2 separate regions of the Homo sapiens genome follow, and region 2 is linked to region 1. Evidence: chromatin contacts called from ENCODE Hi-C or POLR2A ChIA-PET data. All regions are on one chromosome and are shown on one strand. The core of a region is the stretch at or near the end of the contact, and the rest is flanking DNA. Distances in the headings are between cores, read along the strand shown.

Evidence for each region. Hi-C counts contacts between places; a loop is a spot of excess contacts on that map. ChIA-PET counts read pairs that join two places held with the same protein, here RNA polymerase II (POLR2A). Pooled maps may share reads with other maps.
Region 2: a loop to region 1 is called in a map of tibial artery, with 2.0 times the contacts of the local background. The contact joins two enhancer-like sites. A Hi-C loop is called at or near these places in 7 of 168 maps with a recorded cell type or tissue (PC-3, aorta, ascending aorta and 3 more) and 10 of 50 pooled maps. POLR2A ChIA-PET finds 5 or more read pairs at or near these places in 9 of 52 experiments (A549, BJ, HEK293 and 5 more).

What each region holds. Positions count from the first base shown.
Region 1 is chr12:116,317,946-116,322,001 of GRCh38, reverse strand. No RefSeq gene overlaps it. Among named protein-coding and RNA genes, the nearest start is that of MED13L, 42 kb to the right of the region's middle. Within about 2 kb of position 1,706, at least 18 of the 41 ENCODE cell types and tissues checked have a DNase peak (open chromatin) inside an H3K27ac peak, as active enhancers do; they include PC-3, ascending aorta and tibial artery, where a contact is called at or near this core.
Region 2 is chr12:116,381,117-116,385,172 of GRCh38, reverse strand. No RefSeq gene overlaps it. Among named protein-coding and RNA genes, the nearest start is that of MIR4472-2, 45 kb to the left of the region's middle. RefSeq lists an enhancer at 1,588-2,264. Within about 2 kb of position 1,797, at least 8 of the 41 ENCODE cell types and tissues checked have a DNase peak (open chromatin) inside an H3K27ac peak, as active enhancers do; they include PC-3, ascending aorta and tibial artery, where a contact is called at or near this core.

The DNA.
Region 1 (4,056 bases), core at 457-2,956:
CAGCTACTTGGGAGTTTGAGATGGGAGGATTTCTTGAGCCCAGGAGTTGGAAGTCGTAGGGAGCTATGATCACACCACTGCACTCCAGCTCCAGCCTGGGGGACAGAGTAAGACTTTGTCTCTAAAAGAATAAAAATTAAAACAAACAAACAAAACCACCTACCCTAAGGCATGTAAGATATGTAATGAATTAACTTCTAGCCAATGGCTCTAGTTAGGCACCATCCTTAGGTGAACAGAGAGAGTAGTGGCTCAATTCATTTTCAGTCAGGCTTTATTTTATCATGGAACTCTGATTGAGAAAGGTTGGTACCGTGGCTACTCAGAGCGTGGTCCATGGACCGGCAGCATCAGCATCCCCTGGGAACTTGTTAGAAATGCAGAGTTGGCCAGGCATGGTGGCTCACGCCTATAATCCCAGCACTTTGGGAGGTCGAGGCGGGTGGATCATTTGAGGTCAGGAGTTCGAGACCAGCCTGGCCAACATGATGAAACCCCATCTCTACTAAAAATACAAAAATTAGCCGGGTGTGGTGGTGGGCACCTATAGTCCCAGCTACTGGGGAGGCTGAGGCAAGAGAATCACTTGAGCATGGGAGGCAGAGGTTGCTGAGCCAAGATTGCACCACTGCACTCCAGCCTGGGCAACTGATCGAGACTCTGTCTAAAAAAAAAAGAAGATGCTTTGTGTCTGGAGTTCAGCGAGCGAAGAGTGATCAGAACTGAGAATGGTGAGGCCAGCAGGACATGAGGGACTTTATTCTAGGAACAAGTGGGAACGGTTCTGCTGGGCTTGATCCCCAGCCCCTTATCTGGTGTGGCACAGGCAGGGATGCTATTTGTGACCATGGGACAGGGTGAGGCTGTTCTAAGCAGCTGAGAGAACTGGTCAGACCAGGGTCGGAATCCCATGAATGGTAATTGTCCCAGGTGACCCAAGTCTGCTGTGAGACAGAGCAAGAACAATGCTGATGGGGCCACATGGCTCCCCCACCCCTCTGACTTAAGGCTACAGAGTCATTATGTCAATATATTTTTGTACAGATTTTGTAGTTTATGACACATTCTGGCAACGTTTAGATGCAATTTCAATGAGCCAGAATGTAGTACTGTAAACCCAAAACTGGATATCCCTTAAAGCTGTTAGAATCTGGCAGGAGACCTGCTCCCAATTACAAGCACAGTTTCCAACTTCACTATTCCCATCCTCAAAGCACTGAAAACAAAATCCATTTTTAATGAGGGACTACCAAACACTTTGCATTCTATTAATGTCCCCTTTGGGCTTCCAAGCACCAGCATACCTTACACACAAGGACTGACCCCTCCTAACTGATTATCAGGGCAAGGGAGCTTCTGCAGGTTTCCCTCGCCAGCACAAATATGACGACTGAATGAATGGGCATTAAGTCATTCTGTTGTCATCTTCTTCAATGTCTATCAGCACATGGATGGCCTATGGGGCCGGGTGGGGATTCAGGTTCAAAAGAAGTCATTTGCTCACACAGACAGTATACATTCAGCTGCCTGTCTCCCTAGCATACGACTCATCTTACAAACCATCCATTATCCACTCGGCAACTGGCAAATGTGAACTTGGCCAATGTCGAAGCAGAACGATGAGATTCAAGTTAGAAGAAGTGGGAGAAAGTGGGAAAGTACAAAGAGGAACCAGACGGTTTTCCAACCTGTAAGAACATGTTGTATTTACCAGGCCCAGTACAAAAGCCAAACTCTGTTCCTGTTGTTTGTCTTCTGCTCGGGGGCCTGGGTTATGTTTGGTGCAAATAGGACAGTGCACCCCCTCACTTCCATCTGATGATTGGCGTATTGTTTAGAGACGATGAGGGGTAATCTTGTGCTCTGGAGGAAGTTGGCAAGAAAGTTTAATTCTATAAAAAGAAACGCGCGGTCAGGATTCGGTTTCCTATTCTGAGTCAAGGCAGAGAAGAGAGTCAGAAATTCCAACCCAGAGGGTCAGGACGGGCTCCAGGACCTCTTGAATCACATCTGAAACATGTTCCCCCTGCTCCTTTCTCCTCCCTGTTCTTACAACTGGCCAACTGGGATTATACAACTTGCACTAATTTTATCCCACATGCGGCTGTTTCTTATTAGGAGCCTGTACCTTTTTTTTTTTTTTCCCCTGTGCCGTGTCATCTCTCTTCAATCAGGTGAGTAACTCCACTTCTTAACAGGGAGATTCTGTTCATTTTCTTGGCTGGACTCAAGAAATGTGCACTTAACTTTTTCTTAAAGTGTGAACGTTCATGTTTTTAACCCCGTCATCTGCCTTTCTCTCGCCTAAGTCTTGCTTTCCCCATTCTGAAAAGCTCTACTCAACCAGCAACCAACGGAAAAGTGAACATTGGGTGTCAATCAACAGAATGATTTTGGTCGCCCAATACCCAACAACTGTTTCTAGAGGGTTTTGTTTTCTCCCCCACCAAACTGGTGCTTTTTTTTTTTTTTAACTGAATTCACCAGATGTTTTGGCAGTGGATAAAACCTGGCTTTCCTGTCTTCCAAGTGGATGAAATTGGATCCAAATCACAGCACGTTGCCTCCGCTTCACCAACCAAGTACTTAATGGTTGTTGAGAATAATGCAAAGATTGAGATCAATTTTTCTTTAGGCGTCGGGACTATCGGATCCAGGTGTTAGCATTTTCTGGCCTTCCGGGCCTTGCAGTGTTTCTAGGGAAACCCCAGATCCATGAGTACGAGTGGGTTTCCCTACTGTTACCTTTCTTCATCATTTCGATTTTTCTGGCTGTGTTTCAGAAACTGCAAAACCGCACCCCGAAACCCCTCTGTGGAGGGTGAAATGCAACAGTGGCACACGCACGATTCAATCACGTCTGGAGGAAAACTGCTATGCAATTCCTATTCCGTCTTTGCAACTCCAGGCCTCCCCGAGCCAGAGGGAGAAGCGGGACTCCTTCGTCGGCCTCCAGTCCCTCTCTCCCCCATGCCCTGTTTGGCTTAGCACAAGCCTGAGCGTGCCATGCCACCTCGCCAGACCTTGCCAAAATCCGTGAATGGCACAGAACGCACATTAAACAGATGGAATGCAACATACATGTAAAGAAATAAGAGCTTTGCCAGGAAAGTTGGCAGCGGCTCCAGAATGCTTTAAACAGTGTGGGGAGGGGGGGTAGGGAGAGGGAGCCCAGAGTCGGCGAGGCTGCCTCCTTCTCCAGAGCTGTTTCTTTTACAGCCATGACCTGTTTTGCCAGTCAAGATAAATACCGTTTTAAATGCCCCCTTTTACTGGCTCCTGGTACCTTGGCAATGCAGTCTGAAATATGACCTGCTCTCATTGGAAAAATGTCCTTTTAAGTGAGTGGAAAGGAGGTACTCCTTCTAACCAGTCAGTAGGAAGGTTGTGGATGGCGGAGCGCTCTGAACACAGACACACTCGGGAAGTAGATGGAACCGCCATGGAGTCAGTACTGCTCGTTTATAAGCCACTGCCTTTAGAAAGTTCGTCGTAGACACAGAGTCACGACTGGGGAGCGCGGAGCTCAATGTCTAGGCTTTTCTGGCACCTTTGGCTTCAGCAGGAACAGTGAAAGGGCAGCCCAGGACGGCTGGCTATTTCACAAGGCACCTCGGAACAGCCACGCCTTTCCTTCAGAAGAAGAAAAAGAACGGTGCTAACCAGGTGCGGCCACAGTTCAACCCACTCAGGCCATTTAGCTTTGCCAGTCCCCACAGTCACAGGACGGTCGGTAAACACGGCAGCCGCTTGCCGCACGCGTGAGAAACTAGATGGATCTACCCGAAAGGTTTGCCATCACAGCAGACGTTCATGAAACAATTTCTGCATGCCAGGTACATACCAGGCATAGCTAATGAATCATCCCCCTATCTCCCGAGGTAGGCAAAGCACTACCCCTGTTTCCCATACGAAGAACCTGAGGCTCAGAGAGGTTGAGTAACTTGTCCAAGATTTCACAGCTATTCAAGGGGAAGCTGGAATTTGAACACAAGTCTGTCTAGTTGGCTGGGTGCAGTGGCTCACGCCTATAATCCCAGCACTTTGGGAGGCCAA
Region 2 (4,056 bases), core at 548-3,047, 63 kb before region 1:
TTTATAGATGAGAAAACTGAGCTCAAGTAAAAGAATAGACCCATACATGGTCACCCAGCTATTAAGTGACTGAAGTCAGTATTCAAGCCCAGGTCTGTGTGACTCTGCACCTACCAGCTGCCAATGGACCCCAAATACCCTCTGTTCCTCTGATAAATTACCCCTGGGGTGGGGCCAGGAATAGGGCCAGGCAAACCAGGTGCAATTTTTAAGGAGGCGCTCATTCTCAGGTTCACGCAAGTCACGACCCTGAACATCATGCATGGCCCTGAGAACAAGTGCCTCCTTAAATTTTGCTCCCAGGCCGGCAGCCCCAGCAGTGCCTCTAGGTAAATACTCAGCCTCCCAGAGGGCAGGTGTAGTAGCTCACTGCCCACTGCAAGATCAGGGCAGCTCCCAGACAGGAAGAATGTTCTGGTCAGCTGTGACCAGAGGTCCTTTGCTTCTTTGTCTCATAACCACCTGGCTCTCCAGATTGAGGGGTGGGGGAGGGGTTGGGAGACACTCCAGTGGAATTCTCAGCAACCCTTCCCTGATGTGGACTCTAAGCCTAGGGGAAGATGTCTGAGACAGTGGGTCCCATCTCCCAGACCCCTTGCCACAGCTTCCTTGCCGGTCTGTTTGCCGCTTTCTGAGGAAGCCAACACTTGCCTTTATTCCTCTCTTTGACCACAGCTCTCCCCTGCAGAAATGTCCCTTCTCTGTGAACTCGGTGGTCCAGGGTCCAGGTGCTGGAATCACACAGACCTGGGCTGGAATCCTGGCTTCACTTCCAACCAACTGTGTGATTTTTAGGCAAATTTTCCCTCGCTGTGCCTTGGTTTTCCTATCTGTAAAATGGGATCATTGACACATGCTTTGCAAAGCATATTAGTTTCTTGTGGCTACTGTAACAAATTACCGCACACTGCATGGCTGAAAACAACAGAAATGTGTTACTCTCCCAGTTCTGGAGGCCAGAAGTCCAAAATCAAAATGTCACTTCCAGTATCCTTCCAGCTTCTGGTGGCTCCTGGAGTTCCTTAGCTCGCGGCTGCATCACTCCAATGTCGACCTCTATCCTCACAGTCTCTAGGTCCTTCTCTAGCTTTCTTTAGGACACTCACACTGGATTTAAGGCTCGCCTTGGTCTGGGCATGGTGGCTCATTCCTGTAATCCCAGCATTTTGGGAGGCTGAGGCCAGAGGATCGCTTGAGGCCAGGAGTTCAAGACCAGCCTGGCCAACATGGTGAAACCCCATCTCTACTAAAAATACAAAAATTAGCTGGGCGTGGTGGTGGGCACCTGTAATCCCAGCTACTCTGGAGGCTAAGGCAGGAGAATCACTTGAACCTGGTAAACGGAGGTTGCAGTGAGTCGAGATCACGCCACTGCACTCCAGCCTGGGTGACAGAGTGAGACTCTGTTTCAAAAAAAAAAAAAAAGAAAGAAAGAAGAAAGAAAAGAAAAGAAAAGAAAAGAAAAAGGCTCACCTTAACCCAGTATGATGTCATCTTCATTCTTACCTGAATGATATTTGCAAAGACCCTGTTTCCAAAAAAGGTCACATTCTGAGTTTCCAGGTGGACATGAATGGGAGACACCATTCAACCCGCTGCACAGAAATAAGGCTGGCCTAGGGCCCTCGGCAGCCATTCCCTCTGCCCTCTCCTACACCCTGCTTGGAGGCTTTTTTCTCCCAGGGGAAAGAGAAAGGTTGCTTCAGAGAGCAGCGTACTTGGAGCAGTGGCAAACTTCCAGTGCTTGTGAGCCAATTCCCCCTCCATCCAGTAGGCCCTTCCCTGGTTTCTGACTAAGTGTGAGGGAGGGAGGATGAATCGAGGCCAGATCCTCACTCATCTGAACTATACTTTCCACGGAAATAAACTTTCCCAAGGAGGCTGGCTGCCCCCTGCTATTCTTAGTCCAGAGCCTGAATCGACAGCAACGTTAATCATACAGGAAAACCATCGTCGTGGGACCCTGGCATGTGCTAAGTTGTGGCCACACCTTTGCACACCCAGGGTCTCATATGATGGTCACAGGTCAGTTTGCAGGTGAAGAGCCAAGGGTGGGAAGTGTCCATCAAGGAGCCCAAGGGACACGTTGCTTTCAAGGGTGCAGAAGGCTATGCCAGCTGCACTGCACCCCAGCACCCAGCACAGATCATCGAGGTAACACATGTTTTGTGCCTGCCTGACTGGGCTGGGTGTTTTTCCCACTCGATCCTCAGAGAGGCAGGAAGAAAGGAAGTCCTGACTCCAGGATCCTGCAGCTGGCTGCCTGCACCCAAAGCCTGCACTTTCCCGCTTCCCAGACCGGTCTCTGATCTCACAGTTCCCATCTTTCTGACCCTTCCCTATATGGGGGGCAGGTGCGGGGAGGAAGCTTTCCCAGGAGGAGCAGCAGGGCAGGTGGGATTTCTCCTTCATGTGGTCTTCATTCTGCAGAGAATGAGAAAGAGACTGGCTCTGGGGGGTATCAAAGTGTGTGAATGTGTGTGGCTGTGTGTGTGTGATCATGCGTTTATGCATATGTGACTGTGTGTGAGCATGAGTGTGTATGTGTGTCTGTATGTATGAGTTTGAGAAAGTGTGTGCGTGGCTGTGTGTATGAACAAGGGAGCATGTGGGTGTGTGTGTGTGGCTGTGAGTATATGCAAGTATCTGTAAGTGTGTGAACATGTGAGTGTGTACGCTAATGTGAGTATGTGCGTGTGTGAGAGTGTGTGTGTGTGTGTGTGTGTGGTTTTACAGGGGGGCAGGAAAGGGACAGGGGTGGGAGCAACATTCCTTGGAGGTTGAACCAGAGCTGGTGGAGGGACCCTCTCCTCCTCCCCTCTTGCCTGTTCCCTCTTCCCTCCTCCTTCCTCTTCCTTCTCAGCCCCTCGCCCCTTCCCAGCAGATTCTATTAAGCAACCCGGGACAAATGAAAGGGGTGAAACTGGGCGGGCGCCTGGCAGGGGGGTCAGCAGGGGCTAAGCGGTCAGGGCACTCGTCCCTGCCTTCCCAGGTTCCTGAACGCTGAGGATTACAGCTTCGACTGCTGCTGTTTAATCAGCTGGTAGCAATTTAACCATTACACCCCAGTGAGAGAATCCTAGACATTTCCTACAGGAGGGGGACGGGAAGACTAAGATGCAAGGAATGCAGAAGGGGGGTGGTGTGGAGACACAAAACAGCTTTATTAAAAAGAAGAAGGAAAGAGAAAAGGAACATGATGTGTCATTGTATCTCAGCTTGAAATAAAGCTCCCAGGGCTGGGAAGGAGAACGCAGACCCCTGGAGATGCTGGGGAGAGGGGAGTTGGAGGGTTGAAACAGGGAAGATGGGTGCGGGTTGGGTGCGGGGGAGGGGACATCAGAGAAGCCTGGATGTGGGATGTGGGAAGTTTTGTCTCCTGCAATGAGGGGCGGTCCCAAGACCTAGAGAAGGCCCTGCCCCATCCAAGCCTTGCCCGAGATGGCCCCTCAGAAACTGGAAACAACAGAGCAGTTCAGCGAGGAGAGACTCACTTTTGCAACCACTGGTCCGTTTGTAAGTGCGTGGAAAATGAGATCGGTAGAAGCGAGGAGAGACTCACTTTTGCAACCTCTGGTCCGTTTGTAAGTGCGTGGAAAATGAGATCGGTAGAAGTGAGGTTCTTTAGCAAATGCACTTCCAGCCTTCAAAAAATGAAAACAAACAAATAAACAAAACTTCTCCAGCCAACTTTCTTTTCTCTGGTCCCACCGTGCCTTAAGTGCCTGTACTTGAAGTCTCCAGCTGGCTGCTGCCCTGAGCCCCCCAAAGCCAGGCAAGAGCCACCTGTGGGGTGTAATGCAGAGCACCGGGAACCTCCGTGGAAGGCAGCCCTGGGAGAAAGCAAGGATGGAGTTTGGGGCGTAGAAAGGGAGCCCTGGGAGAAAGCAAGGATGGAGTCCAGGGCGTAGAAACCTGCCCTAAGATCTGGGGTTTCAGATTTGAGCCCCAGGCCTTCCTTGGCTCACTGAGAAAACTAGGGCAGGTTGCTGAAGCTCCTCTGAACCTCCGCTCTTCGTCTTGATTTACAGGGGTTGGTACACTTTTTCTGCAAAG